2 separate regions of the Homo sapiens genome follow, and region 2 is linked to region 1. A link is an interaction called in ENCODE POLR2A ChIA-PET data of the cell type or tissue named here. Cell type or tissue: PC-9. All regions are shown on one strand. Each heading gives the region's core, and the rest is flanking DNA. Links, peaks and the distances in the headings are about the cores only. Region 1 has its middle 17 kb from the start of PCSK6. Region 2 overlaps LRRK1 (leucine rich repeat kinase 1).

Region 1 (15,106 bases), core at 6,053-11,052:
TGCTGATATAAAAACCTGTGCACAAGTTCATAGCGGCTTTATTCATAATTCCCAAGTTAGAAGCAACCAAGACGTCCCTCGGTAGGTGAATGGACAAATAAACTGTGGTACATTATACAATGGAATATTATTCAGCACTAAAAAGAAATGAGTTACCAAGCTATCAGAACCTCTTTTTTTTTTTTTTTTTTTTTTGACAGCGTCTCACTCTGTCACCCCACTGGAGTGCAGTGGTGCAATCATGGCTTTTTGCAGCCTTGAATTCCTAAGCTCAAGCAGTCCTCCCACCTCGGCCTCCTGAGTAGTTGCAACTACAGACACGGGCCGCCATGCCCAGCTAATCTTATTTATTTATTTATTTATTTATTTATTTATTTAGAAATGGGGTCTTGCTATGTTGCCTGGCCTGGTCTCAAACTCCTGGTCTCATGTGACTCTCCTGCCTCAACCTCCTGAGTAGCTGGGATGACAGATGCAAGCCACCACACCTGACCGAAGGAAACTTGGATGCATGTTACCAAGTGAAAGAAGACGATCTGGAAAAGCTGCATACTGTATGATTCTAAATATATGACATTCTGGAAAAAGCAAAACTATGGAGACCGTCAAAAAGATCAGTGGTTGCCAGCAGTTCGGGGAGAGAGGGACGAATATGAGAAAAGAGGATTTTTAGGATGGTGAAGCTACTCTGTATGATTTTATAATGATAGATACACGTCATCATACACATGTCTAAGCCCACAGAATGTACAGGGGTGAATCCTAATGTAAACTATGGACTTTCGGTGATAATGATGTGTCAATGCAGGTTCATGGATTGTGACAAATGTACCACCATGGTGGGGGCTGTTGATAATGGAGGAGACTGTGTGTGGTGTGGGGGCAGGTATATGGGTAGTCTCTATATTTTCTGCTCAATTTTGTCTGTGAACCAAAAACTTCCTAAAAAATAAGTCTATTTTTTTAAAAAAGGAAAAGCAGCAACCATGTTTCAGTACATTGTGTTGTATCAAATAAAGTCACCACTCCCTCACAAGATTTCTTTTATGATTACGACTTTGTACCTCTAATAAAAATGATCTTTTGAATGAAAAAAAAACTTGAATGCTTTTCTTCTAAGATTAGAAGCACACTAGGGTGTCTTCTTCTGTGTGAATAGAAGCTTCTGTGCTTCTTTTATTCAGCCTTGTCCTGAAAGTTCTAGACCATTAAATAAAGCAAGAAAAAGATAGATGGGAAAAAGGAAGAAAAGTTGTATCCAAATGGAAATAAAGAAGAAAAACTGTCTTCATTTGCAGACATGATCGTCTATGTAGAAAATCCTGAGAGAACCTACAAAATAAACTACTAGAACTAAGAAGTAAGTACAACAAGTTTGTAAGATATAAGATTAGCACACAGCAGAAACTCAAATGCGTTTCTATACATTAGCAATTAATAATTAAAAATTGAAATTTTTAAAAATAATACCATTTACAATAGCATGAAAAATACAAAATACTTAGGGGAAAATCTAACCAAAGGTGCATAAGACCTTTCCACTAGAAACAACAAAACATTGCAGAAAGAAATTAAAGAAGATCTAAATCAATGGAGAGACATGCCATGTTCATGAATCAGAAGACTCAATATTATTACGATGATACTTCTCCCCAAGCTGATGTATACATTTAGCATCAAAATAATCAAAATCCCAGCAGAGTGTTTTGTAGAAATTGATAAGCTATTTCTGAAATTTATACGGAAGTGCAAAGGACCTAGTATAGCCAAACATATTTTGGAAGAAAAGAACAAATGTGAGGACTTTCCCTACCCAATTTTAAAACTTACTATACAGCTCCAGTAATTAAGCAATTTGGTTCCTGGCGTGAAGACAAACAAGCAGATTAATGGCAGAGAGTAGAGTCCAGACATAAATTCATGCCTATAAGGGCAACTGATTTTTGACAAAGGTGCCAAGGTTATTCAAAGGGAAAAATTCAACAAACTTCATAGAAACAGTGGATACACACACGTGAAAAAATAATGAACCTTGATTGTTGGTTCATATTGGATCATAGATCTAAATATAAAACCGCAAATCTTCTAGATGAAGAAAACAGAGAAAATTTTTGTGAGCTTGAGTCAGGCAAAGATTTCTCAGCTGTGGCATTGAAAGCACAATTCAGACAAGAAAAAACCTGATAGTTTGCACTGCGTTAATGTTAAACTTTTAAACTTTTCTGGTTTTTTTTTTTTTTTTGAAGAAAAGTTCTTAACTTTTCTTCAAAAGATGTTGTTGAAAGAATATACAAGGCACAGACTTGGAGAAAGTATTTGCAAATTCATATCTGATAAAGGCTTGGATCCAGAATATATAAAGCAGTTTCAAAATGTGATAATAATCAACCCACCCATTTTATTTATTTGTTTACTTATTTATTTATTTATTTATTTATTTATTTATTTGAGACTGGGTCTTGCTTTGTCACTCAGGCTGGGATGCAGTAGTGCAATCTCAGCTCATTGCAGCCTCAATCTCTCAGGCTCAAGGGATCCTCCCACCTCAGCCCCTGGAGTAGCTGGGACCACAGGCATGCACCATGACACCTGGCTAATTTTTTATTTTTAGTAGAGATGGGGTCTCACTCTGTTGCTCAGTCTGGGTCTCCAACTCCTGGGCCCAAACGATCCTCCCATCTTGACCTTCCAAAGTGCTGGGATTACAGGCCTGAGCCACTGTGCCCAGCCCACCTATATATATATATATATACACACACACACACATATATATGTGTATATATATATAAATATATATATGTGTATATATATATATATATATATATATATTTTTTTTTTTTTTTTTTAATGGGCAAAGGCTTTAAACAGACCACCAAAGAAAATATTCAGGCCAGGCGCTATGGCTCACGCCTGTAATCCCAACACTTTGGGAAGCAGAGGTGGGCAGATCACTTGAGCCCAGGAGTTTGAGCCAGCCTGGCCAACATGGCAAAACCCCATCTCTACTACTAAAAATATAAAAATTAGCCAGGTGTGGTGGTGCGTGCCTGTAGTCTCAGCTACTCAGGGGGACTGAGGCATGAGAATTGCTTGAATCCAGGAGGCGGAGGTTACAGAAAAAAAAAATAAGCACATAAAAATATGTTCAATATCATTCGTCATTAGGGAAATGCAAGCTAAAATCCCTATTAGATACCACTATGCACTTTTTAGAATGATTAAAATTAAATAGTCTGATGACTCAAAATGTCAGTGAGGATAAGAGCAACTGGAAATCTGGAAAGCTTCTGGCGGGAGTGTAAATGATGCAACCACTTTGGGGAACTGTTGGCAGTGTGGGAGGTGTCTTCTGACTTGACTCCCAATGACCCCAGTGCCTAGTATTCATGGCTTTGTGTAACCCCTCTCCGTGAGTAACTTTCTCCTAACCAATGTAATACAACAACATTGAAGGGATGGCACTTCCATGTCTAGGTTACAAAAGACTGTGACTTCTGTCTTGTTAACAGACTCTCTCCTCCTAGCTTTCACGAAGCAAGTCACCGTATTGGAGAGGCCTACATGGAAAGGAACTGAGGGATGTCTCCAGCCAACAGACAGAAAGAACTAGGGCTCTCAGCCCAGCAACCCTCAAGGAACTCAATCCTGCCAACAACCACATGAGTGACTTTGAAAGTAGATCTCTGCTCAGTTGAGTCTTCAGATCAAACCTCAGGGCTGCCTAATGCCTTAACGGTACTAAGCTAAACTATGCCTGGATTCCTGAACCACAGAAATTCTGAGATAATGCATGTGTGTTATTTTAAGCTGGGGAGTTTTGGGGATAATTGCTTATGTAGCATTAGATAATTAACATAGGCAATTTCTTAAAAAGTCAAACACACACCTATCATAGGCTATAACCGTTGTACTCTTGGTATTTACCCAAGAGAAATGAAAACATATGTCCACACAAGCTCTTGTGAACAAATGTTCATGGCAGCTTTATGTGTAATAGTCTAAAACTGGAAACAACTCAAATGCCAATCAACAAGTGAATGGATTAAACAAATCGTGGTATACACAATATACAGTGAAATATCATGTAGGAATAAAAAGGAATGAAATGTTGATATGTAGAGCATGGATAATTTCAAACTTATTAGGCACAGTGAAAGAAGTCAAATAATAAAGAGTACATAGTATATGATTCCATTTATATAAAGTCTAGAAAATGCAAACTAATCTGCAATGAAAGAAAGCAAATCAGTGGTTATTTGAGGATAGGATGGTGGGGGATGGGGTGGGGAAGAAGATGTGAGAGGGATTATGAAAACACATAAGAAAACTTTGGGGGATGATGAATATGCTTACACTGATTATAGGGATGGTTTTATGGGAATATATAAATATACATATATATAATATGTCAAAACTTAGCAAAGTTTTGTGGGGAGTTAAATGTGGAGAGTAACATATTAGTATACATCAGTGAGGCTGAAAAGGGGAGTATTGTTGTAGAAAGGGACATTTAGAAAACAAAAATGATTTTGGAATTTTAAAATCCAAAAGCAGAAAAGAAAAATTTAGTAGAAACATAGAAACTTGAGGAAATTTCCAAGTAATAAAAATGATTACAACAAAGAAATGGAAAATATAAGCTAAAAAGCAAGAAAATTAGACTAAACAGGAAATACATCTTAAATAACAGGGCTTTCAAACACAGAGAAAAAAAATGGAAGGGAGCAATTCACCAAAGAAACAATTCAAGAAAAAGTTCCTGGATCCCAAAGACATCAATTTCTAGGCTGAGAGGTTCACCAAGTGCTCAGCACAATGAATGAAAACAAAGCCACACAAAGCACATTCACACGAAGTTTCGAAACATTGGGAACAAAGAGAAGGTACTAATGCTCTTTGAAAGAAAGAACAAGTCGCATACAAAGGTCTAGAATTAGTTCTGCGTTAGGCATCTCTACGGCAATGGTGAACACTAAATAATAGAGCAAGGCCTTCAACATTCTTATTGAAAATGATTTCCAAATTAGAATTCTATATCCTCAGCCAAAGTAGTAACGTGCTCTTGGGCTAGAATAAAGACTACTGGGCGTTTTCAGAATGCAATGTCTCAACTTTTAAAAATTGTTCCTGCTTTTTTTTTTTTCTCAGGAAGGAGACTTTTTTCTGTTGAGGAATTTGGAGATGGATTTGTGATAGGTACATAGTGAAACCAAACAAATGGGATAAAGGTTGACTCCAGTGAAAACGAAAACCATATCAGAAAATAAAGGAAATTAGAATGCATATAGCTACAGCCTCAAATCGTATTTCCATGGGCCTAATAAAATAAATGCTAAATATGATTTGCCCTATAATTGTGCCACTCTATTAGAGGAATGGGATGGAAAAGAAATATATTTAAGGGTGTGGGAGTAGAGTAGAAAGCTAAACCCTTATTGTCCATTGCCTGAAGTAAGCATACTATATTTAAAACTAAAAATATTAATAAACAGGAATTTAAACCTGCTATTTAGAAATTTGGAGGCAAATACAACAAAACTAAAAGCATTGAAAGTCATGGCTTCCAGAGAGTGGGAGGAGAACTGCTAATATCACTTGCAGATTTATAGAACTGTTTAATTTTTTAAATTATATAAATGTACACTTTATTAAAATTAAAAGAATAGAGACATGATAGAACAAAGTTTTCCAGAAATGAAGAAAGATAATTATCTCTAGACTAAAAGATGCTCCAAGTTCCAAGTAGAATAAAGAACAAAAGACTTATGCCCTGACACAGACTCAAGATATTTTAGAACGTTGAACATAAAGAGAAATTCCTAAAAGCTTCCAGGAAACAAGAAAAGTCATTCTCAAAAGACCAAAAATAATACTGACCTCAGACATCTTGTCAGGAACATTGAATACTAAGAAGAAAAAAAATTCTGGGAAATATGATTTAAAACCCAGAATTCCATACGTAGAAAATCGTTAAGCACGTGAGCAGGAGTTTTAGTTTTACAAGTACTCAGAGAATTTGCCTCCAAAGCACCCTTTCCTTTCTATTACTGCAAAATATAGTCCAGCAAAAAGCTTCAAGAAACAGTATGATTAAGAGGTTTGGTAATTCTGAGGATCTGACAAAAACACAAGTAGTGCAACTTAAAATCCCAAGAAAAACAAAAAGCTATTTAGGAGATTTATGTCTGTGTCTAAATATAAAGGAAATAAAGATGTGACATGAATTTAATAATTAACCTTTCATGTCACTTATGGTTAATGATACTGGACCTAGAGAAAAATAAATAAAATCCTAACATACTGATTGACTTTGAAGGAACAATATTTACAAAGTCATAATTATGTACACAGTGTTTATTTTTTTAATATATTTTTAGAATCAACTGGTGGACAAAACATGAAAACCTTATGTTTATAAGACAGTATATAAAATGATCAACTCTGACAGTATAAAAGTTAAGGTATGGCTAAGAGAAACTGATCTATTATCTGAAAACAATAGAACAAGAAGTGATAGATAAGAGATTGCAAGTTGGAAAGGCAAACAACAGAAAACTAAAAATAACAATGTAACTGTGAAAATTTAGGGGAAGATGTAGTGTAAGTCAGCTAAAGCCTTGTGTTTCATGGCAAGGCGTCAACAGAGCCTGAGTTGAATATAGACATAGAGATGTCAGGATGCCATGTAGACTGAGGATGCTAGCCACTAGGAACACAAAATGCAGAAACGCTGAAAGGTGGTGGTCTCTGGGACTATGGGTAGGACAAGGGAATGGAGTGGATGATTTTTGCTTTAATAATATGCCCTTCTCGACCATGCATACTCTGAGAAACATTTTTAATGCTTTAAATGAATAAACTAAAATGTTGAATTGTGAATACATTTATGTTCTGAAAACCAGATATGAAAACATGCTGATAGTGAAAAGCAAGTCTTTAGGCAATCAAGACAGGAGGATATTCAGCATCTGTCATGCATTTGTCATCAGGTTCCAGAATGGTGGCCTTGCCAGAGGGTGGGAACAGTCCCTTCCTCATTAGTACTTCCAGCCCCAAAATTCAGCCCCAAAATTAAAGATAAGCTTACAGTGGATATGAAGTATTAGTTTGATGGCAGTGTGCGTGTGTGTGTGTGTGTTGTATTAGTGTGATGGCAGTGTGCGTGTGTGTGTGTGAAGTATTAGTTTGATGGCTGTGTATGTGTGTGTGTGTGCAGGAAAATTACAAGAAAAATAAAGCATCTGAATTTTGAATCAAAATTGCTAAGTTGTTTTTGTAAAATGTGATTCAGAAGATCTAAAAAATATCAGGTATAAGAGATGTTCTATTATTATGACCTTTAGCCATAGAGCCAACTGGCAGGTGTGAGCCTCCATTCTGATGGAATTCTGCAGAAGCCTCTGGTCAAGAGAGGCCCTGGTGAGCTGTGCTGGGCTTATGAGAGAGTCGTGTGATGGGGCCCAGTTTCATTCAAGAGACTTAGTATCCTTTTTCTTTCTCTTTTACATAACCAGTTCGACACCGCTGGGTGCCAACAGACAGACCCTCTGTTGAGTTGTCCACCTGCTTTCCACCTGGCAGGTGCCAATAGCCTCTTGTTCTCCCAGTTCTCCCGGCCCTACCCTTGCGGGAGAAGGATACTATTTTGTATTACTTCTTATGAACATTGTGAGCAAAACGTTCCACGGACCACCCAAGCAGTGCAGACCACAGGCCATGTCCCAGGGACCTGGAAGCAGCAAGGACGCAGGTGCAAACACCCAGGGTGAGCCTACCCCATCCTTCACACCCAGGGTGAGCCTACCCCACGCCTTCACACCCAGGGTGAGCCTACCCCATCCTTCACACCCAGGGTGAGCCTACCCCATCCTTCACATCCAGGGTGAGCCTACCCCATCCTTCACACCCAGGGTGAGCCTACCCCATGCCTTCACACCCAGGGTGAGCCTACCCCATCCTTCACACTCCGAGTGAGCCTACCCCATCCTTCACATCCAGGGTGAGCCTACCCCATCCTTCACACCGACTACCCTGGCAGCCATGTTGCAAGAACGATGAGGGCAGCCTGGGGAACCCCCCAAATTTCAGCATCAGTGAGTGCTCTGACCTCACTGATGACAAGGTCCCACAGGTCACTTACACGTGTCACATAGAAAACGTTCTCCTGTGACCAAAAATGCAAGCCATCTGACAAAGAGTTTCAGGCTATTTTCAGTATCATTATCTTCTCCGCCAACACTGACAAATTTACCATGGTCGTGGTTTTCTTCGTTTTAATGACTGTTTGGTTGTGTTTTCCTTTGGGGATGGGGGCTGGTGGCGCTGCTGGCATCTGTGGCAAGGCCTCGAGGGAAGTGGATTTCTGCGGTGGTCACTGTGCCTTGCTGCCTTGTTTAAAATGAGACTTCATGGGACACACACAGCAAAGATGAAAGAGCAGAACCGTGGCATGTGAGGGACGATTAGGGCCAGGCTGGGCCATTAAGGCCTGGTCTAAAAGGTGCCCAGACACCTATTGACATGACACGTCCTAACTGCTCCCCAGACACCAGGATTAATCCACTGTGTCAGTTTGCTTCGTGTCCCTAATGTCTGTCAGCAGGAGCCTCTTCGTGCCTGATGGAGCTGGGGAGGGGAGGATGTCAAGGTGGATGCTCTCGGCTGGAAAAGCTCTCCAATGATGGGCTGTAACGAAAGTTTGTGACATTTCGATAGCTCTTTGCCTTTTAATGTGCGCATCTGGGGACAGCCCGTTACCTGCTTTTCTGCCTTGATCCATCATTTTTCTCTGGACCAAATCTCAAAATAATACAGCACAGAAAGAACTCTGGGTTCGAGATGGCAAGTGCAGCCTGCTCTCTGCTAACCCGACAAAGTGTTGATGAGTCAGAACTTCTGGGTAGCACACAACACTGCTGTGTATGGCTGACAAAAATGTCCAGCTTGTAAACAATTAGGAAACAGTTCAATAAAATATTCATGGGCACCATTTAACCCATGACTCAGGCAGACTCCTTACAATCTTGACACTGATAGTCTGAACATTGTCATTCTTCTACATGTCTTCAGAAGGGCTGGTAAATATTGAACTACAGTTAATAGGTTCTTGGATAAGCCAGATTCGCAGGCCCTTAACCTCACGCCTTCTCCCTTTACCTCCATGACATGATGTTTGAACCTAGAAGACAGGGTTGTCGACATCTTCTCCACCGTGCGGAGCCCTCGGTGCCAAGAGTGGTGGGTGTCCCCGTGGCCTCCCGCCTGGGGTCTGAGCTGCCGCACGATCCATTTGTCACCTCTGAAGTGTATCTCACCGTGGGCACTGGGAGCAGCAAATGGTTGTTCTGTTCTTACCTGCTCGATCCACACAAAGCTGGGAAGGTTCATGGGTGCCTAATCTCACAGGACAGACATGACGACACTGTGAATTCACACTGGGTCTCATCAGGGATTTCACTGTTCTTCCAGAGAGAGCAAGTGTCTTACTGACCACCAGAAAACATTTTTGGGGGAGGGGGAAAATAACTAGAAAGTGGAGGAAAGGTAAAATAGAAAATTCAAGGACAAATAAGATGCTAAAGAAAATGATGAAGTAGAATGAATGAGAATTGCTTGGAGGGGGTGCCTCTGGCTTGGATGGCTGTCCATTTTGCTGAGGTGTCTGGGGTTGACCACGGGAGGAGGGAAGAAAGCTGAGCGGGGAAGACCAGGCATACCTAACTAATGGTGTGGGTGATGTGATATTCCTGCTAGCCCTCATCGGTCCTGGGGCGTGGCTCCTTCTCGCCTTTGCTCTTCCTGTCTTGGAGCGGATTGAGGCTGGGACGAGAAGAGAGATGGGCCAGCAGAAGGGCTCTTCCCCCATTCCCCCAAACCCTTCCTGAAATACCAGCTGGCAAAACTTCTCGAATGTGCAGTTTCGGAACTATCACAGCTTCCATGAATATCAGATGTTCCATTTAGTTCTTGATCTCTCTCCCCTCTGTCTCTTTTGTCACTTTTATTTATTTTGTTGTTTTAATCTTCCTGGAGGCCTAATGGGCTGTATTTGAGATCAGTAGGATACTTTTAATGGTTTAAGTTGCCATGATTCCAGGCCCCAAGAGAAAATGTTCTGTATTTTTTCAACCAAAACCTGTGCCTGCCACTTCTTTTTAAAATATTAAGGATGCATTTCCCTAGCCAGTCCCAGCTTGAGCATTTGACCCTCCTGCCCACCCAGAGTTGCCAGATTTAGCAAATAATAATACAGGACAGACACTCAGGTAAATTTGAATTTCAGATAAATAAAAAATAATTTTATGAGTGCAAGTGTATCCCAACTTTTGTGTGAGGTACGCTTAAACCAAAAGTGTTTTCATTGTTTATCTGAAATTCAAATTTAACTGGGCATCTAGTATTTATTTGGCAATCATACCAGCTGATTCCTCAACCATTCTTTGGAAACATTTAATCCCAAGTTCTTACACAGCAGACACATTTAATCATACTTACTGCCTAGCAAGTATACATACTTTTTTTTTTTTTTTTGAGACGGAGTCTTGCTCTGTCACCCAGGCTGGAGTGCAGTGGCGCGATCTCAGCTCACTGAGAACTGGGTGAGTCTCACTGGGAACTCCGCCTCCCAGGTTCACGCCATTCTCCTGCCTCAGCCTCCCGAGTAGCTGGGACTACAGGCGCCCGCCACCACGCCCGACTAATTTTTTTGTATTTTTAGTAGAGACGGGGTTTCACTGTGTTAGCCAGGATGGTCTCGATCTCCTGACCTCATGATCTGCCCGTCTCAGCCTCCCAAAGTGCTGTGATTACAGGCATGAGCCACCGTGCCCGGCCCGTATTCTTTGTTCATGATGTCTCTACCTGGATGCATGCAGGATGTCTCCGACAGTGAGCTTCCAAAGGAAGTCCCTCTGAGTGGCTTAGAGGGCTGTACTCACAGTAGGGGCTGATGGCACAGATCGCTTTAGGAAGGTGGTGAGTGGGAGGTGGTGGTGGGGAAAACAAGACTTACCGGTTTACCAGAGGCAGGGATCAGGGTGGGATCGGGAGGGAATAGGATTTGGCGCTGTTTTCACTGAATTCTGGAATTGTGGTCTGGCTCTGGGAATCACCTGGGAGGTCAGCCCCTGGAGGGGAAAGGCAGCCCCTCCTCAACGTCTGCGACAGGTGCCCTCCTACGCTTCCCAACCCCTCCCAGTGTGGGCAGTTCCCCAGCTCACAGGCAGCACACGCAGGTGGAAACAGCTCTACCTGTCGGCTCACCCTCTGGCGAAATTCTACTTTCAGACCAGGAAAGCTGAGAGGGGTGGAGGGTGCCTCGCTGAAGTCACAGTGCTCGGGCCAGGCCTTCCCATGCCTCACCTTTCTCCACTGGACCCCGCTTGTTCTTTTCGGCCTGTGAGAAGGCCACAAACAGTTGTTACTTTTTCAAGTCAAAGAGGGTATGCGTCCTGAAGACATGATCAGAGATGTCATTAAGTGTGCGCGTGTATAGGGCGGAGTGAGGCCCAGGAGGTGGAGTGGTGCGGCTCTCAGGTCACGGACATGGAATTCCTGACTCTGCCTGCTCCCGGCGGCCTGCTGGCCTGTCAAGGGGAGAGCACAGTGAGTGACAAGAGGATTTATTTCCACCAGCCAGAGAATGGCTCATAATTTACAGCCCGCTGAGCCAGCCTCTACCACGGCATTAGAGCCTTCCTTTTGTAGACAGTAATAAATTGTCTTATCCCCGGTGCTGACATAACATGCTCCTTTTTAAGTGCGCCATAATTTTCATTTTTAAGGGAATATTCATATTGGATGGCAGAGCTCATGGGCATCTGAATACTTCTCTGGAGAGAAGCCTTTTTTTTTCTTTTTTAAAAGAAGATATAATTCAGCTCCTAAATGCCACTAGCAGGGATAGGCTTGACTTCTAAAGCGACATTAGGGGCAGAATTTGGGGACATTGTAGACCCTTCATAGACAGTGACTTGCCCCTCATCAGTAGGCATCAAAAGGATCAAGCCCCTGCAGGATGCACGTCCTTTGACTGTCCGCCTTGCTGCCTTTGCACGATGGTGGCCAGGGAGCTGGGGCGGCCTCGGGCTTTTCCATCCCAAAGGACGGGCTTCCCCGCCACCAGGGGGACTCACTCCCTTGAGCTCCCCCTGGCAGGAGGGGCCTGGGGGTGACAGGCAGACAGTAAAGGAGTCTGAAGCCTGCCCGGGGGGTTCCCAGCTTGGGATCATGGGGCTGCCGAGTCCGGGCACCGTGTCTCTCTCCTTCTGCATCCTCCAGGGGGCAACAGTGCAGCCTGCTGATCCCCAGTGAGCGGTTCTCCCCGGGGCACAGTCCTGGAGGGGGATGCCACAGATGGTCCCTGGTCACCAGGGAGTCCTCGGGCCTGTCTCCTGTTTCTACCGACCCGTGGGGATGGGCCAGCCGGGGTGTCCTTCTCCCCTCCCGTCAAGGTTCTTGTGCCTGGGTCCTTATCTGAGGATGCCCTCACGGCGTGGCAGGAAGAGATGGGGCCGGGTGGCTGCCCAGGCTCCTCCCTCTGCCTTTGCCTTGTGCCTTCACAGCCACCCATTCCAGAACCCTAACTGTTCACCTGACAAGACCTCAGGCAAAGCCCTGGCTCCCTCGGAGGATCGGGGCTTTCTTGTTTGTAAAACAGGACACGGACTTTAGGAGCTCAGACACGAATGCATGCAAAAGCCTTACAGAGGGTTCAGGAGAGGTGAGTTTTTGTCTCCTCCTCTGCTCCTTCTTTCTTCACTGCCTGTTTCCCTCCTTTCACCAGGCACGTAGGGGAAGGAGCTGAGGTCCCCAGGCTGTGCAGTCCTTCTAGGTCTGGGCTGTGGAGGGAGAGGAGAGGCTGGCCTGGGGGTCTCTGCTGGGGGAGATACAAGTCCGGCCTGTGGGGTTGGCCAGCCTGGGGCATGTCTGTGTTAACTCAGACACACCCACACAGACACTTCCAGAACCAGGCATGTTTACAAGTAGCAATGAGGTATTGCTAAACCTCTGGCCTGATGAGAACAGCTCTCACATAATGCTGTCTGAGTGCCAGGCCCAGGTCCAGGCACTGTACACTAATTCATTTAAGGTGGACACAAATATGCCCATTTTATGCTCAGCTGGGAAAACTGAGGCCCAGAGAGGTCAATGGACTCATCTGAGGTCAGGCAGCTGGGAGGTGGCCGAGCTGGGATGAGAACCCAGGTGGTCAGGGCTGGAGCCTCTTCCCTAGCCACAGTGCCCCTCTGCCTCTTCTCCTCCTGCCTGAGCAATCCCACTTCACTTGGACCATCCCCTGCCTATTCCAGGAGACAGGACTTGAGTGTCACTTCCCCTCCTGCTGTCTTGTGGCCCTGCCATGCACTGTGGCAAGTCTTCTGTTATCTTCTGCCTGAGAGGCCGTGACTAAGAAGGTTCCAGACTTCCCGTCTATCAAAGGTGAGGACTGAATTAGACTTTCTTCTTGACAGTGGTGATCACCTGTGACCTGTGACTGGTACATGCTCAGGAGGGAGTATACTGTTCCACTTTGCTGATTTCTAATGAAAGATTACTTTTACAGGATGGAGGGAGAAAGGGCTCCGAAGGAGAAGGAAGAAGAATAAGGGCATTGGCCTCAGTCCAGATGAAAAGACCCAGATGCAAAATTATTTGGGCCACATATGTGTTGTTTGCTTATCAAATTTTCAACCTTTGAAAAATCACAATATTGGATGGTGGGAATCAGTAGCATTGCTGGAGTTCCTGTGGGTGGCAGGAGTTGGACATTGTGGCAGGTGACCCTGCAAAGGATAAACACAGAACCTGCAGAGGGTAAAGGATTTCCCAAGTCTCACTCCTGGAGGGAGGGGCACAGGCATGAGCAGCCTATCGGGCCCCATGTCATGCAGCTATGTTCTCTGCTGCTGGTGAGCTTGGCATCGAAAGAAAACATAGCAGGAATGATTTTGTCTGGGTTGGGGATTTGGGGGAGTTTAGACTATAAATAGTGAGGAGGATATAAAAAGCCTTAAGAGGATTTTTGGAAGCCCTAAATCCACCACATAGACCAAAGCAAGTTAACAGGAACCACTTCGGTTTTAGTGAGGTCTAAATGTGACTCAGCATAGTGCCCTCCCCTCCACTGTTCCCTTCCAGCTGTCGTGGTTCACGTGTCCGCTGTCACCACAACCCTTGCCAGCATCTGCCAAACCAAGGGCACGTGTGTCAGGAGGTCTGCTGCCAGCATGCCAGCTGCCAGGTGCTGCCTAGCCTTGAATTACGGCCTGGCTCACTCCCTAAGGGAAGGCATCATTGGCAGCCTCTTCTGCAGCAGAGAAAACGGAAGCATAGGAGGGTAGGTGCCTGGTCCAGGGTCACACAGCCAGCAAGTAGTGGGCTGGATTCCACACTCAGCCGAGGCCCACTCTGCTGATTCTAGCATAATTTCTTCAGGATCACCTTTTGAGTGGACCTCAGCTGCGTGTGGGAAGGAACCTGCTTGCCTCTGTGCCTTGCTTCTTGGACACCTGCGGTCCCAGCCTTCTCTTTTCTGTGGGCCCTTATTTCATTTAATACATGGACTCATCATAAAACCCCTTTGCACTCCTGTAGCCCCAGCTCAGGAAGCCTGAAGCCCACCCCGGTCACCGAGGTGCTCAGAATCGATGGAGATCCAGAGTTGAAACCTCCCTACGTTTGGTCCTGTGTCCCCAGGGTCTGCTGCCGGCTCCTAGATACCTACAAACAGGTCTTTACTGTTGACTCTTTTAGGAACATCACTGTGGCCTAATAGTGAGGGAGTGACATTTAGGATGATGGCCGACCATCTCATTTATAGGAAAAACCCAGGGCTCTAACACATATTTTAAAAATCACTGCACTGCTGGCACAGCCCTGCCACCCAGCATTGTATTAGCCAACTCCTTCCCAAGGCTCTGGGAGAGGCTGCAGTGGGAACATTCCAGATCAGAGGTTCTGCCTTGTTTAAATAGGGGTGGAGCGAGATTGCCAGGTCTGAGGCTTCATCTTGCCAGTGAGAAATGGGGGTGCAGGGAGCTGTTTTAGATGGGGGTGCAGGGAACAGCTGCTGAGGCCTCACCGTGAGTCACACACAGGGCTGGCA
Region 2 (17,196 bases), core at 1,555-6,554, 540 kb after region 1:
TTATGCCTGTAATCCCAGCACTTTGGGAGTCCGAGGCAGGCAGATTACTTGAGGTCAGGAGTTCGAGACCAGCCTGGCCAACATGGTGAAACCCCGTCTCTACTGAAGACACAAAAATTAGCCGGGTGTGGTGGCACGCGCCTGTAATCCCAGCTACTCAGGTGGCTGAGGCACGAGGATCACTTGAACCCAGGAGCCTGAGGTAGCAGTGAGCTGAGATCGCACCACTGCACTCCAGCCTGGGTGACAGAGCGAAACTCTGTCTAAAAAAAAAAAAAATTCTTTTGTCATTTGCAACAGCCAGGGATGGAACTGGAGGTCATTATCTTGAGTGAAATAAGCAGGCACAAAAAGACAAACATTCCATGTTCTCACTTATTTGTGGGAGCTAAAAATTTGATCCCATGGAGGCAAAGACTGGAAAAATGGGAAAAACAGCTAACAGAGACTGAGAAGGGTGAGTGTCGGAGCAGGGAGGACGAACAGAAGTGGGTTAAAGGGTACAAGCATACAGTAAGAAGGAATAAATTCAATGTTTGATAGCAGAGTAGGGTGACTATAGTTAACAAAAATGTACTGTATTCAGGTGATGGACACCCTAAATGCCCTGACTGGATCACCACATACTATATACACATAACAAAATGTCACATACACCCCACAAATGTGTACAAATAAAAAATAAAAATAAAAATTCACCTCTACATTTTTATTTTGACTTCAACACTATCATCCTTGGCCAAGTTCACGCAGCCAGTAGAGGCAAACTGGGACAGAAGTTTGGTCTCCCAGCTCTCAAGCTAAACCCAACCCATCTTTGTGCTGCCTCTCTGAAAGGATGAATAAGACAGGCTTTGGATTGATTTTCTTCTTCTTTTTTCTTTTTCTTTTTCTTTTCTTTTTTTTTTTTTTTGAGACACAGTTTCACTCTGCTTCCAAGGCTGGTGTGCAGTGGCGCGATCTCGGCTCACTGCAATCTCCACCTCCCGGGTTCAAGTGATTCTCATGCCTCAACCTCCTGAGTAGCTGGGATTACAGGTGCACGCCACCAAGTCCAGCTAATTTTTGTATTTTTAGTAGAGATGGGGTTTCACCATGTTGGCCAGGCTGGTCTCAAACTCTCGACCTCAAGTGATCCACCCACCTCAGCCTCACAGAGTGCTGGGATTACAGGCGTGAGCCGCTGCGCCTGGCCTTGTTTTTCTTTTTAAATGTAAATGCATAGCACGGTTGGCTCACAAACATACACCTCACAAAAATGAATCACATAATAGCAGTTAACATTGAAAAATTGAAAAAATAGTTTATGATAGTATAAAATTACATTCTTAGAAAAAAATGTAACAAAAGATGGGCAAGATCTGTACGCTGAAAACATAAAACATTGCTGAGAGAAATTGAACAAGACCTAAATAAGTGGGAAGACATCCATCTTCAAGGATTGGAAGAATCAGTACTGTTAAGATGTTAATTCTCTTTGATTTTATCTATAGATTCAATAATCCCAACTATGATTCCAATAGGGTCATTTTTGCGGGATAGAAATTGACAGTCTGATTCTTAAATTTATATGGAAATTTGAAAGACCTAGAATAGCCAAAGCAATCTTGAAAAAGAAGAGAGTTGGAGAATGTACACTACCTGATTTCAAGACTTGGAAAGGATGGAGTTGGAAGCCATTATCCTTCCAAAAAACAAACTACAAAGCTATAGTAATCAAGACAGTATGGTACTGGTATAGACAAATGGCTCCAAGGGACAGAACAGAGGGTTGAAAAATAGACCTGTGCTTGTACATTCAATTGATTTTTGACAAGGGAGCCAAAGCAGTACAATGGGAAAAGCAAAGTCTTTTCAGTAAAAAGTGCTGGAACAACTGGACACCCTCATTTAATAAAAAGCAGCCCTGACCCCTACTTCTCACCATATACAAATATCATCTTGAGATGGCACACACATGTTCATTACAGCACTATTTACAATAGCAAAGTCATGGAATCAACCCAAATGCCCATCAGTGATGGACCGGATAAAGAAAATGTGGTGGCTGGGTGCGGTGGCTCATGCGGTGGCCCATGCCTATAATCCCAGCACTTTGGGAGGCCAAGGCAGGTGGATCACCTGAGGCCAGGAGTACGAGACCAGCCAGGCCAACATGGTGAAACCCCGTCTCTACTAAAAATACAAAAAATTAGCCCAGCGTGGTGGTGGGCACCTGTAATCTCAGCTATTATGAAGGCTGAGGCAGGAGAATCGCTTGAACCTGGGAGGCAGAGGTTGCAGTGAGCTGAGGTAGCACCACTGCACTTCAGCCTAGTCAACAAGAGCAAAACTCTGTCTCAAAAAAAAAAGAAGAAAAAAGCAGAGAAAATATGATACATATATACACCATAGAATACTATGCAGCCATAAAAAGGAATAAGATTATCACTTTGCAGGGACATGGATGGAGTTGGAAGCCATTATCCTCAGCAAGCTAACACAGGAACAGAAAACCAAATACCACATGTTCTCACTTATAAGTGGGAGCTGACCAATGAGAATACATGGAAACAAGAGGGGAACAACACACACTGGGCACCTGTGGTGAGGGAGGGTGGGGAAAGAGCATAAGGAAGAATAGCTAATGGATGCTGGGCTTAATACCTGGCTGATGGGATGATCTGTGCAGTAAATCCCCATGGCACATGTTTACCTATGTAACAAACAAGCACATCCTGCTCATGTACCCCTGAACTTGAAAAAAAAACTTGAAAAAAAAGAAAAAATAACTGAGATGAATCATGGACCTAAACATAAAGGCTAAAACTATGAAGCTTCTAGGAAAACATAGCGGAGATTATCTTCATGACTTGAGAGTAAGTCTTTACTTACTTTCTTACATGGGACACAGAAAACAATAACCAGGAAAGGAAAAATTGCTAAATTAGGCTTCATCAAAATTTAAAACTTCTGCCCCTCAAAAGACCCCATTTAAAGTTAAATAGGCAAATTATAGACTACAATAACGTATTTTCAAAACATATCTGAAAATAAATGGTATCTAGAATATAAAAACTCGTATAACTCCATAATAAAAAGACAAACAATCCAATTGAAAATGAGCAGGCTGGACCTGGTGGCTCACACCTGTAATCCCAGCAATTTGGAAGGCCAAGGTGGGTGTATCCATTGAGCCTAGGAGTTTGAGACCAGTCTGGGAAACAAGTAGACCCTGTCTCTACAAAACATTTTAAAAATTAGCCGGGCATGGTGGTGCACACCTGTAGTCCCAGCTACTCAGGAAGCTGAGATGTAGGAGGATGGCTTGAGCCCAGGAGGTCAAGGCTTCAATGAGCTGTGACTACACCACTGCACTCCACTGGCCTGGGTGACAGAACAAGACCCTGTCTCAAAAAAACAAAACAGAAGGAAGGGAAGGGAAAGGAAGGGAAGGGGAAGGGGAAGGGGAAGGGGAAGGAAAGGGGAAGGAAAGGGGAAGGGAAGGAAGGAAAGAAAGAAAGGAAAAGGGAAGGGAAGGGAAGGGAGGAAGGAAGGAAGGAAGGAAGGAAGGAAAGAAAGAAAGAAAGAAAGAAAAAGAAAGAAAGAAAGAAAAAGAAAAGGAAGAAAGAAAGAGAGAGGGCAAAGATTTAAACAGCAAAAAAATATTCAAAAAGCTCAATGTCATTAGTCATCAGGGAAATGCAAATTAAAACCACAATGAGATACCACTATGCTCTCACCAGAATGGCTAAAACTGTAAGGCCAACACTACTTGGTGAGGACATGGAGCAACCAGAATGTTCATACCTTACTGGCTAGAGTGCAAAATGGTCCAATCACTTTGGAAACAGGTCTGGTGGTTTCTTATAAAACTACATGTATACCTACCCTGTGACCCATAAATTCCATTCTTATCTAACCAAGAGAAATATGTCCAGAAATGTATCCAACAATATTCACAGCAGCCTTATTCATATTTCCAAACTGTAAATAGCCCAAGTGTCCATCCACAGGAGAATGAATAAACAAACCGTGGTACAGTAACTACTCAACAATAAAAAGGAAGGACCGATTGATCTATGGAAAGACTGATAGCAATCTCAAAAAAAATAATGCTGAGTGAAAGAAACCTTGTACAAAAATGATTCCATTTATATGCTGTTCTAAGATATAGTGAAAAAAAATCAGAAGGGTGGATCGTGGCCATATGGTAGACAGTGAGTTTTCCTGTGGATGGGGCACAAGGACATCAGTTTGGTGGTTCTATATCTCACTGGAGTTTTCATTACACAGTTGCTGTATTTGTCAAAACTTATCAAGCAGTCCATTTAAGATATGTGCATCTTACTTTATATATATTTTACCTAAAAAAACTACAAACAATATTGAACCTTAGTCCATACTATGCATGCTACAGTATTTAAGAGTGAAGTGTACAGATGTTTGCAATATGCTTTGAAATGCATTAAAAATGAGTGGATGGTTGGATAGAAAGGCAAGAGAGAAATTTTGGAAAGTGTTAATGGTGTGATCTGAGTGGTAGGTATATGAATATAGATGGTTCAATTCTTTCTACTTTAGTGTATGTTTGAAATTTTTCATAACAAAATGTTGGGAGAAAATATGAGTCCTAATGTCTATACTCCAAATGCATGGCTTGCCATATGACACAAGGTATGAGCTCTTGCCACCAAAGAGCTCCCTTTGGAAAATCCTGCTCCCAGGAAAAATCCTGCTCTGCAGAAAGAAAAAAGGCAAGCTGCTTACGGAGCAAAGCCCCTAATACCAATCCAGGGTCTTTACAACTCACGCTAAGCCATGACTTGCTCCATTTCAAAGGCAATCGTCCTGAAAATCCAAGTAAATGGATGACCATCACACACAATCTGTATCATTCCTGAGATGCCAACACAGAATTGCTGTGTCTGAGTGGAGATTATTGTGTCTTGGCTGTGTGCTTTTGAAAAGAGGAATCGGGAAAAGGCTTGGTGTGTAAGCGGTTATACGTGTGAATAAGGCAGCTTCACTTCCCAACACACATTAACAGTCACCATTAATTATTTACAGGCAGAGCCCCTGGGACATGTGAGAGCAGGCCAGAGGGAGAAAGGCCATTAGCAGGGCCCAGAAGGAATAGAATCAACTGCTGTCATCCCTCAGATGGGGGCACTTAATTATGTCATTGCTTGTCTCTCAGAATTAAACAAATACCCGCTTATCCAGTAAAAGACATGTGCAGGTATGTGTATGTGTGAATGCACAAGCAGGTATGAAGTAGCCTCTTCTGTCCATGTTAGGAACATACATACAAACAGCTAAACCTTTAAGCCCAAGTTAAGGGACATTTTGAAGGTGGAACTTAGGGCATATGTAGGCCATAAGGTGCCCATGAGATTACAAGGGTGATTTAACTTGATTTTTCAATCATGCCTTGTGTGTGGAGTAAATGATGTAATAAGAATCTAGAACCTGCTCAGTTTTCTTTACATTATAAAAATGTTGTGGTGTTTATCTGTTTCGACTCTGACTTTCTTAAGTTGCAGGGTGACACCATATCCACTCTCACCGACCCTGTGGGCTGAGGGTCTGGTCCAATCAAGTTGTTGGAAGGACATTAGGAAAAGGCACCAGTTAATGCGTATGCATTTAATTTAATCTGCCAATCTCATTTAATTTCCTGAAATTATACAGAGAATGGTTAACCTTTATTTAAATTGAAAGAAAAAAGACCCAAATGCTTTGACCATAGTGAGTATTAGGCATGGGCCATGGGGGACTTCATGACAGAACTAGAAAAGATTTTTCTTCTTTATTTCCCAAGACCTGCGTGATGGGAATATATGACTGCTTCATTCAAAACTTTACAGACACTACAAAAGTAATGAAAGAACACATTCTCACTGAAAAAAAATTAAATAGTTCAGAAATAAATATAAAGGCAAAAGCCCCTCCTCACCGCCACAGAAAACAATAACCAGGAAAGGAAAAATTGTTAAATTAGGCTTCATCAAAATTTAGAACTTCTGCACCTTTTCCTAGAGATAATACTTATTTAGTCATTTTTTTCTCCAAAATACTATTGTTTTGTATTTGAGAATTGGTAACTTTTGATTTAAACTTAAAATGTAGGAAACACATTTATACTATTTGAGATTATTCAGTTACTTGTGCTTATTCATCAACTATTATCCATAATTATATTCTTTTATACAGTAAAATATCTCAGTTCTAAATATTTTCCTCATAAAGATTTCAAATTCATATTAAAAAATAAAATGGAGCAAACATTCTATTTCAATAACACATTAATGTCCCAAATAAGTAGCTAGAGCTAGTAGGAAAATAATAGTAGAACATTGCTATAATGCAGTTTCAAATTTTAGAAAATCCTTTTGGTTCTCTAAATTATAATTTATGTCATTATTTTCATATATGGTGATGAAAATTTCCAAATTTTCAGGCATCTTACTTGCTTTTAATGTAAAGCTAATACATTCCAATGAAGTATTTAACGAAGTAAAGGAGGAGAAGGATAAATGAATAGCACCAGGGAGATTTTTTTTTTCAGGTTTGGTTGGTGTTGCTAGTTTGATTTTTAAAGGCAGTGGTTAGAAGTAGGAACTGGTTAGGGAAAATGAAATTATAAATGCAGTGAATAGCTAGGGTTATGGAGTCAGCACATGTGCAGCCATTCAAGATGACAAGAAACATTTACAATAAGCTCTGAGCTTGTAAGTGAACATATTTCTGGTTGTTGATAAGTGTTAGTCTTCACTGTATGCTGGTATTTCAATGTGCCGGCCATGGATGGTAAGTTAAAGTTCCTACATAAAGAAGCATTTGGTTAGAAAAAACATAAAATATTTAAAAACCTGTAGGACCTGAACACCATTTAGTTCTTGATAATTGCTTTCAATTTAACATACTATTTTTAAAGAAATACCTTCAGTGATACTGTGTGTTTCACAGTCAGCCATTTCAAGAAGAAGTGATTTTAGCTGCCAATAACTCAGTCTTTAAACATCATTTCCATAACTCATGTTTCAGAAAAAACAAATTATTCTAATTACAGAAAAACTAACAGAAATTATTTTTCTTTTTCAGTATTCTGAAAGAGTAATAAAACAGAATTCCATGAATATGACAGAGTAATGCTGGCTGTGACAACCGTGTCTCTGACGGCAGGCAGCTCACTGTTCTGCAGGTACACCTTGAAAGACACCGCCCCAGTCTGTCCATCCCTGGTTCTGTCTGTCCTTATGTTCCAAGGAGACAGTCTTACATTTTGTTCCAGAGCAATAATTGTTAAGTCATCACTCCTGTCCCAATCATTGGAATAAAATTCTCTTTGTACTGTTTTTTTTCCCTACAAATCTAGGAAAATAGAGAAAATGAAATGAAAAAAATGGCTTTAATTATGTAAGTTCTAAATGTTGGCCTCATGTGTGTGTGCGCGCATGCGTGTGCACGTGTGTGTGTGTGTATTTCTCTTCTCCCCACCAAGGAAAACACTTAGAATAAAAGGCAAATGTTTTTGGTCAATCTGAAGTGTGTGACATCCTCTGTAAATCTTAGAAAAGACACTGCCGTTTGATTTGCATATCCATGACTTTATTTTATTGCATTTGCCTCCGTCAATAGAGCAGCAAAAAGTGAAAATGATCTACCAGCCCACAGCTCATTGCAGAACAAACAAAAGTAAACTTCAGGATGCTACTGACCTGGTCATAGTTGTTTAACGACCTTCCTGTGCCACTGAGTCCCCATGTGGCCAAAGCACCAGGGAAACGGGGCTGGCCTTCCCGGGAGGTGACACCCTCCTGGCACTTTGGGGGCTCGCCCTCTGTTGCCCTAGCTTTGCCAGCCTTCCACTGGAAGGATGCTTCTTTTTTCACCAGATATCACTCTAGCGTTTCAGCATCAGCAGCCGTTTACATCTCTGGGTCATATTACGGTGAAATCCAACCCTTGACGTCTTTGGGAAAGATGTGGAGGTTGGGGGTGTGCAGAGGAGGGAGGGTCACCCAGCCCCGGGGTGATCTGCGGTGATAATTCCTCTCCAGATGGTGGGTGCTCAGGGCCATTGCACCCATCACCCAGGCCCTCCACCCGCATCAGACAGGAAAGCAAAAGCCAGGGCCGGGCTCTGCGGGCTCTCACTAACAGTTCTGGCCCAGAGGCTAGCATTTCTCACTGCAGAAATGCTTCACGGCATAGATTACCATTTTGTGGATATACTCACCAAATCACTAGGAATTTTTGTTAATAAGAGGGAGATGGATGGTTATACATATAGACAGGTTGGTCTCCTGGGGGAAAATTGCATGGAAAAGTGCTATTTGCTTTAGTAATAAAAATATAATTAATCACAAGATGCTATGTTATGTCCACCTGACACAGTAAAACATTGAAAGGCTTATAACATTCCTTGCTGTCATGAGTGTGGGGAAATGGGTGCATCCTCTGGTCCATTGGCCATCGTGGGAGGCCTTGCCAACCGGATGGTCATTTCAGAAAGCGGGAGGGCAGTACTACATAACAAAAGCGGGAAGTCGGCCTGTTCTCCCACGGTTTTCTCTTCTAGGCATTTCCCTACAGAAATGACACGGTGCACACTAAAAGACTACTCCCGAGCCAGGACTTCTGCAGAGGTCCCTGCCACAGCCGAGGTAAGAGCAACTCTGCAGACAAGCGGCCCAGGCCAAGGATTAGGGAGTGGTGTAGAGCAGGGTGGTGCCCAAGGGCCAGCACAGGCCTGGGGACTGGACTCACGTCACTTAACGTCTACAGCAGCGCTAGGAAGGAGGTGACTCTGCTGCCATTTTACAGAGGAACAAGGCCAAGACAGTGACACAGGTTCACAGAACAACAGCGCTGGCAACGAGCAGCCGGAGGGGAAGCATCCTGACGCTGGGGCCCACAGAGTCGCTGCTACTCGGCTTTCTAAGTTAATACCTGCTGGTGCTTCAGAATAAGGGGCTCGGATGCGGCCATCAGAACCTATGACAATGAAGACTAAGGAGAAGGGTGAAAAAATGCTTACCAGCTATCAAGCTAAAAGTAGAACATAGGACAGAGGCCGTGACAAACCACAGGAAAAACACAGAACACAGATGGACACCATTTAAAAGTACGCAAAATGGGCTGGGCGTGGTGGCTCATGCCTGTAATCCCAGCACTTTGGGAGGCCGAGGCCGGCAGATTACCTGAGGTCGGGAGTTCAAGACCAGCCTGGCTAACATGGCGAAACCCCATCTCTACTAAAAATACAAAATTAGCCAGGCATGGTGGTGCATGCCTGTAATCGCAGTTACTCAGGAGGCTGAGGCAGGAGAATTGCTTGAACTCGGGAGGTAGAGGTTGTGGTGAGCCGAGATTGCGCCATTGCACCCCAGCCTGGGCAATAAGAGTGAAACTCCATCTCAAAAAAAAAAAAAAAAATATATATATATATATATATATATATATATGCAAAATGAAATAATTTATTCTAGGTTCTCTGATTATTTGTGATTAAAATCCTTTGAGAAAAGGTCCCTAATGAGTCTATGAATATAGATAATACATACAGTCTATTATTTTTGTTTGTAAAACCTGAACCTGACACTCTTTTCTCCTCCCTCTCCCTGTCTCTGTTTAGAAAGAAAATCTAAAGGACACACAAAAATTACAGTAGCCGTCCCCTTCAGCAGATGAAATGACTGGAGTTTTAAAATTTTATTTATTTATTTATTTAAGACAAGGTCTCACTCTGTCACCCAGGCTGGAGTGCAGTGCTGTGATCTCAGCTCACTACAACCTCTGCCTCCCAGGTTCAAGAAATTATTATGCTTCAGTCTCCCGAGTAACTGGGATTACAGGTGTTTGCCACCACGCCCAGCCGATTTTTGTATTTTTAATGGAGACAGGGTTTCGCCACATTGGCCAGGCTGGTCTCGAACTCCTGACCTCAAGTGATCCACCCGCCTTGGCCTCCCAAAGTGCTGGGATTACAGACATAAGCCACCATGCCCAGCCTGGAGTTTTAAAAATATTTCTATTTTTCTGTGTTTTTCAATATATTTTTTGCAGTAACTTGTATTGCTGCTGAAATTAAGAAAAAAAAATTAAAAGATGAAGTATGTCCAGCAAAATGTTAACTGTGTTTCACCCTGGCTTAGTGAACCAGTTCTTCAGTGGTATTATCTATATTGAAGCAACTGTTTGCTCTCAATCTACCGAATCTTGACTCAGTTGCTCTAGAAAAAAGGATGGAGAGCAAGGAAGTCTCATGGAACAAAAATTGGCACAGGTGTCCCAGATTTTGAAAGATAAAATAAAATGGTTTATAATAATGTTTCATGTATTGGTCATTGGTGCCATTTATTGAGTCCTGCCGGATGCTGTAGAAAGTGTCCTGCGTGCATTTGACTTCCTCCCAACACCCATACAAGGCTAGGCTTCTCATCATCACTCACCACAAGGTGACCAGTGCCCTGAGTGGTTAGAGAAACTTCCCCCACCCAGCTCCCAACAACAGAGCTGAGATTTGGACCCCCAGCACCTGCCATCAAAGCTCATCCTCTGCTTCCTAGGTTGTGTGTTCCCAACTGCTATGGTTTTTTTTTTTTTTTTTGACGGAGTCTCACTCTGTTGCTAGGCTGGAGTGCGGTGGCGCGATCTCGGCTAACTGCAACCTCTGCCTCCCAGATTCAAGTGATTCTCCTGCCTCAGCCTCCCGAGTAGCTGGGATTACAGGCACGCACCACCATGCCCGGCTAATTTTTGTATTTTTAGTAGAGACAGGGTTTCACCATGTTGGCCAGTATGGTCTTGATCGCTTGACCTCGTGATCTGCCCGCCTTGGCCTCCCAAAGTGCTGGGATTACAGGCGTGAGCCACCGCGCCCAGCCACCAACTGCTATGGTTTTAATGTCCCCTCCAAAATTCATGTTGAAACTTAATCCCCATTGTAATGGTATTAGGAGTTGCAGCCTTTGGGACATAATCAAGATTGGATAAGGTCACTATGGTGGGGACCCTGTAATAAGACTGGTGGCTTTATAAGAATAGGAAAAGAGACCTGAGCCAGCACACTCAGGCCCTTTGCCATGTGATGCCCGGCACCACCTCAGGACTCTGCAGCCAGTCCCCACCAGCAAGAAGCCCTGACCAGATGCAGCCCCTCAGCCATAGACCTCCCAGCTTTCAGAACTGTAAGAAACAAATTCATTTTCTTTATAAATTACCCAGTCTCTGGCATCCAGTTATAGCAACAGAAAACGAACTAAGACAACAGCCAAACATGAGACTCTTATTCAGCACCTAACATGCATGGCAGAAATGTGGGAACGAAAACATGAGATGACCCTGTCTCATTAGATGGAAAAAACGGAGAGGAAATGGAAACCAATCCCTCCATTAATTTTCTGCTGTAGAAGAAGAGAAACACAGAAATACAAAGCTATGAAGATGAATTCTTTCCTAGATTTTGTTCCTCTTCCAAAAATTCATTTATTTATTGCTCATTCGTTCTACAAATATTTAGTACCTCCTATGTGCTGAGCTGGACCCTGGGGACACAGCTTGCTGAGACACACAGAAAGAGCTCAAGTGCGCTGCTACAGTATTTCCAGAGTTTACTTTCAAACACCCACAACAGAAACCATGCCCTTTACCCAAAAGGGGATGCTTGAGGGACTTGGGAGAGCCAACAGACAAAAACTGACCTGGTAAAAAAAGGAGAACCATCTTTTTGGAAAATTAAAAATCACATAAATAGGACAGTTCATTTATTTAATACTCAGTAATACTATAGAAAATGGTACAATTCGAAGATAAACACACACACACAGTCAGTCCTACTCCGATTTTGGGGAAGATGATTGTGATTATAAATACTGGAGGATTAGGACACCCTTTGACATTGCCACGTTGCTTCTGGGAAACTGATTCCAAAAGAATAGTTCTACACATTTAAAAAGCACTATGCAAAAAAAAAAAAAAAAGCAATATGAACGTAGATGCTGATTGCAGCACTGTTCAGTAGAGCAAAGAACGGTGATTTTGACAATTATAATGCACAGACCCTGGAACTACACAAACAGGAAAACTGTCAAGGAGGAAGCCCCCAAAACGATAACTCTGGTTTTTCTTACGTGGCGGAATTCAAGGTGAACTTCTCGAGACCCTTTTCTCTATTTTCCAGTTATTTCTCTATTACTACTATAACAACATTGTTATATTAAAAAAAATGCTTTTCAGGTTGACAAAGTACATTTGCTAACTGGATTTAACTTCCTCCCAACAAAAATGAGTGCAAGGAAAGGAAGAAAATGTCTCAATCTGAAAGGAACATTTAGGATGAGGCACCGAGAGTTTTCCAATCATGCCATCTACTGAGAACTGTGTGAAAACCCGCAGTTACAGGAAGAACTGAACTCTGTACATTGGAAGACTTGGTTTCAAGCCCCAGCTGTGCTATTTGACATAGCATGGTGTTTGGCAAGTATTTAAGATGTCTGAATATTATCATCTTCTTGTAAAAGAAAATGGCACATATAAAAGATATTGCACAATGCATATGAATAAAAAAATACATACACAAAGAGAAGCGGTGAGCACACAAATGGGGGTGATTTCCAGGAGGCCTGGCCCCTTCCTCCCTACTCCAGGTGCCTGTGAGGCTGCCAGACTGCACTCTCATTTCCTCTATGGACCAAGCTTCCCTTAGCTTTTGTTCCTGTGTCTGCCTTATCTGGAAGGAGCCCTTACGCTTTCCATGCTTCTCGAAATTCTCCTCCTTCTAGCCTAGCGCAGGGGTGCACCCCAGAAAGGACTTGCAGAATTTCCCAGCGGGCTGCCTCTCCTTTCTCCGCCTGCACGTGGTCTGACCTGGGTCCTGGACTGTCCCCTGCAGAGTAGGTCTGCCAGCCTCCTGCTCTGCCCAGGGCTGCCCGCAGGCTGGGTTCTGCTTACTCACTGCCGTGGGTGCCTATCTAGACTGTATCACTGAAAGCCTCTCCACTTCAATTTGTTGACCGTCCAGAGCTCTCTGCATATTAGTAAGGGGGTCGTCTATAATTTTGCCCATCTACAGTTACGGCCACAGGGGTACAGAATTCTCCCAGCAAAAGAGGAGGAGAATGATGCCTTCAGGCACTTCTAAATTTTCCTTTCCAAGAATGATTTTCTTTTGGCCACTCAGCCACACATCCCCCTCCAACCCTTCCCTAAGGTCTGGTCACTTCAGCACAACAGTGGTAGGGTTCATATCAGGTCAAAATGTAAACTCTTTCAAGATAATATGTGGGGGCTTTCCAAGTCATAAAAGTATCTGAGACCTTAGTCATACACACTGCCCAGAAATACATGACTGCAAAACGTTGGCAGGGAAGGAAGTCCCAGAGCACAGAGAGCCCGGGAGAGAAACGGAGAAGTGTGACCACCATGCTGACCCCGCGCTGCTTCCTGGGCCCACCTCCAGGCCCTGCACATTTCCGTCCTCTCCACTTCGGATGGTGGCACCTACTTCAGAGGGGTTATTGTGAGGGTCAAGTGGATGGAAGCACGAGAAGTGCTTAGAACACTGCCTGACCCCGAGAGGCTCTAGATAAATGCTAGCTACTATTATTGTTATTTGAAGTTAAGTTAGAAATTTGGCCCCTCTCTGAAAACTGTGAAGTCTGGGGTTTCTATCTTATTCCTTAGCCATCTGGGATGAATCATGCCTATTCAAATGAATAAGTCAGTGGGTATTGGAATCTTATTTACTTAGCTATGGGTCAAATGTTAGTGAGGCCAAGAAGTGGAAGACAAAAGCCTTGCTTTAGCACCCTTGCTGGGCTTGCTGGGGAGCAGAGGTACAGACGTATCCAAAACACCCAAACATCAACTCCAGACAGGACAGTATATACCAGTGGAAACAGCCATATTCCTGCATGCTGCCCAGCATACAGCTGAAGCTCAATAAATATTCAGTATACATGTTTGTGCCAAAATGAAGGGCCCCAATTGTTTACTCTGATAGTTCCCTTATTTAAAAATGCTGCTTAACCTACTACAGAAAAACAACAAATTAAAAAGGAAGATACAAAGAGAGAAAGAAAAGAACAAAAGAACTACAGAACAGGCTGGGTGTGGGGGTTCATGCCTGTAATCCCAGAACTTTGGGAGGCTAAGGCGGGCAGATCACTTGCGGTCAGGAGTTTGAGACCAGCCTGGCCAACATGGTGAAACCCTGTCACACAAAAATTAGTTGGGTGTGGTGGTGGCTGCCTGTAATCCCAGCTACTCAGGAGGCTGAGGCAGGAGAATCACTTGAACCTGGGAGGCGGAGGTTGCAGTGAGCAGAGATCACGCCACTGCACTCCAGCCAGGGTGACAGAGTGAGACTCCGTCTCAGCAACAACAACAACAGCCAACTACAGAACAATCCGAAAATAATTAAAAAATTGGCAAAAGTATGTCCTTACTTGTCAGTAACTACTTTAAATATAAATGGATTGACTTTTCCAATCAAAAGACACACAGTAGCTGAATAGATTAAAAAATCCAAGAACCAGCAATATGCTACCTATAAGAGATCCACTTTTGCTTTAAACATACACATAGATGGAAAGTGAAGGAATGACAAAAGATATTTCATGCAAATGAAACCAAAAGAGCTAAAGAATGGCGATACTTATACCAGACTGAATAGACTTTCAGTCAAAATCTGTCAGAAGTGACAAAGAAGGTCACTATATAATGATAAAGGGGTCAATTCATTAAAAGAGTGTACTAATTTTAAATATGTATGTACCTAACATTGGAGCACATAAATAAGTAAAGCAAATATTAACAGAACTGAAGGGAGAAATATATAGCAATATAATAATAGTAGGGGACTTCAATACCCTACTTTCAATAATAGATAGATCATCCAGACAGAAAATTAATAAGAAAACAGTGAATTTGAATAATACTATAGACCAAATAGACCTAACAGACATATGCAGAACAATGCCTTCAACAGCGAGAGAATATAATTTTTTCTCAAGCACACGTGGGACATTCCCCAAGAAATGTCATATGTTGGGCCATAAAACAAGTCTTAACATATTTAAGATGATGGAAATATTATCAAGTTTCTTTTCTTATCATAATGGTGTAAAACTAGAAGTCAATAACAAGAAGAAAATGGAAAAATCCACATATATGTGGAAATTAAACCACATACTCCTGAACAACCAATGGGTCATAGAAGAAATCAAAAAGGAAATCAGAAAGTATCTTCAGACAAGTCGAAAAGGAAACACAACATACCAAAACTTACGGGATACAGCAAAAGCAGTTCTAAGATGAAAGTTGACAGCCAGAAATGCCTACATTAAGCAAAAAGAAATATCTTAATTAGACAAACTAACTTTACACTTTAAGGAACTAGAAAAAGAGCAAACTGAGCCCAAAGTTAGAAGAAAGAAAATAAGTATTAGAGCAGAAATAAACGAAATAGAGACTAAATAGATAATAGAAAAGATCAGGCTGGTCATGGTGGCTCACGCCTGCAATCCCAGCACTTTGGGAGGCCAAGGAGTGCAGATCATGGGGTCAGGAGTTCAAGACCAGCCTGGTCAAGATGGTGAAACCCTGTCTCTACTAAAAACACAAAAATTAGCCAGGCGTGGTTGTGGGCGCCTGTAATCCCAGCTACTCAGGAGGCTGAGGCAGAGAGTTGCTTGAACCCGGGAGGTGGAGGCTGCAGTGAGCCAAGATCGTGCCACTGCACTCCAGCCCTCCAGCCTGGGGGTGACAGAGTGAGATTCTGTCTCAAAAAAAAAAAAAAAAAAGAAAAAAAAAAGGAAAGAAAAGCGAAAGTAAGAGTTTTTTTTTTTAATTGACAAATCGTTAGCTAGACTAAGAAAAAAAAGAAAGAGAACTCAAATAAATACAATTATAAATGAAATAGGGGGCATTACAATTGGTATAATAGAAGTACAAAGTATTATGAGACTACTATAACAATTATACACAAACAAATTAGATAACCTGGAAGAAATGGATAAATTCTTAGAAACATACTACCTATCAAAAATAAGTCATACAGAAATAGAAAATCTGAACAGGCCAATAATGAGTAAAGAGACTGAGGAAGTAATCAAAAACCTCCTAACAATAAAAAGCCCAGAATCAGATAGATGGCTTCACAGGTGAATTCTACCAAACGTTTAAAGAAGAGTGAATGCCAGTCCTTCCTAAACTCTTCCAAATATTGAAGACAATAAAGACTTTCGAACTTGTTTTACAAGATTAGCAATACCTCCTACCACAGCCAGATAAAAACACCATAAGAAAAGAAAATTACAGACCAATATCCCTGCTGAACTTAGGTGCAAAAATCCTCAAGAGGATACAGGCAAACTCATTTCAACAGCACATTAAAAAAATCATACACCATTATGAAGTTCAGTTTAAGCCTGGGAAGCAAGGATGGTTCAGCATATGCAAATCAACAGACACGATACACCACATTAACAGAATAAAGGATAAAAATCATATAATGAACTCAATAAATGCAGAAAAAAACATTAGTAAAAATTCAACATCCTTTCAAAATAAAAATTCTCAACAAGTTGGTTATAGCAGGAATGTACTTTAATATCATAAAGGCCATATAAAACAAGCCTACAGCTATGATCATACTTAATGGTGAAAAGCTGAAAGCATTTTCTCCAAGATCAGGAACAAGACAAGTATGCCCACTCTTGCCACTTCTACTAGAAGTCCTAGCCAGAGAAATTAGGTAAGAAAAAGAAATAAAAGACATCCAAATAAGAAAAGAAGAAGTCAATTGGTCTCTGTTTGCAGATGACATGATCTTATATGCAGAAAACCTAAAGACTCCACCAGAAAACTCCTAGAACTAATAAATAAATTCAGTAAAGTTGCAGGACACAAAATCAACATACAAAAAATCATTTGCAGTTCTATACACCAACAATAAGCTTTTAGAAAAAGAAATTAAGAAAACAATCCCTTTTACAATAGCTACAGAAAATACTTAGGAGTAAATTTAACCAAGAAGCAGAAAGATCTATACACTAAAAACTATAAGACATTGATGAAAGAAATTGAAAAAGACACAAATAAATGGAAAGATATCCTGTCTCCATGGATTGGAAGCATTAATACTGTTAAAATGTCCATACTACTCAAAGTGATCCACAGACTCAATGCAATTCCTGTCAAAATTCC

Evidence for each region. ChIA-PET counts read pairs that join two places held together with the same protein. Peaks named below come from ENCODE experiments on the same cell type or tissue, not always from the same donor. Only the 100,000 strongest peaks of a DNase experiment are listed, where the experiment ranks them.
Region 2: POLR2A ChIA-PET joins it to region 1 with 28 read pairs; 1 of 35 experiments calls an interaction of 5 or more read pairs at or near these places.

The regions. Positions count from the first base shown.
Region 1 is chr15:101,499,237-101,514,342 of GRCh38, reverse strand. No RefSeq gene overlaps it. Among named protein-coding and RNA genes, the nearest start is that of PCSK6, 17 kb to the right of the region's middle. In PC-9, for the core only: no CTCF peak of the experiment used is centred there; a DNase peak (open chromatin) is centred at 8,952.
Region 2 is chr15:100,955,051-100,972,246 of GRCh38, reverse strand. The region is part of intron 2 of LRRK1 (leucine rich repeat kinase 1); the gene reads right to left. Among named protein-coding and RNA genes, the nearest start is that of LRRK1, 44 kb to the right of the region's middle. RefSeq lists an enhancer at 13,451-13,500. In PC-9, for the core only: no CTCF peak of the experiment used is centred there; a DNase peak (open chromatin) is centred at 3,796.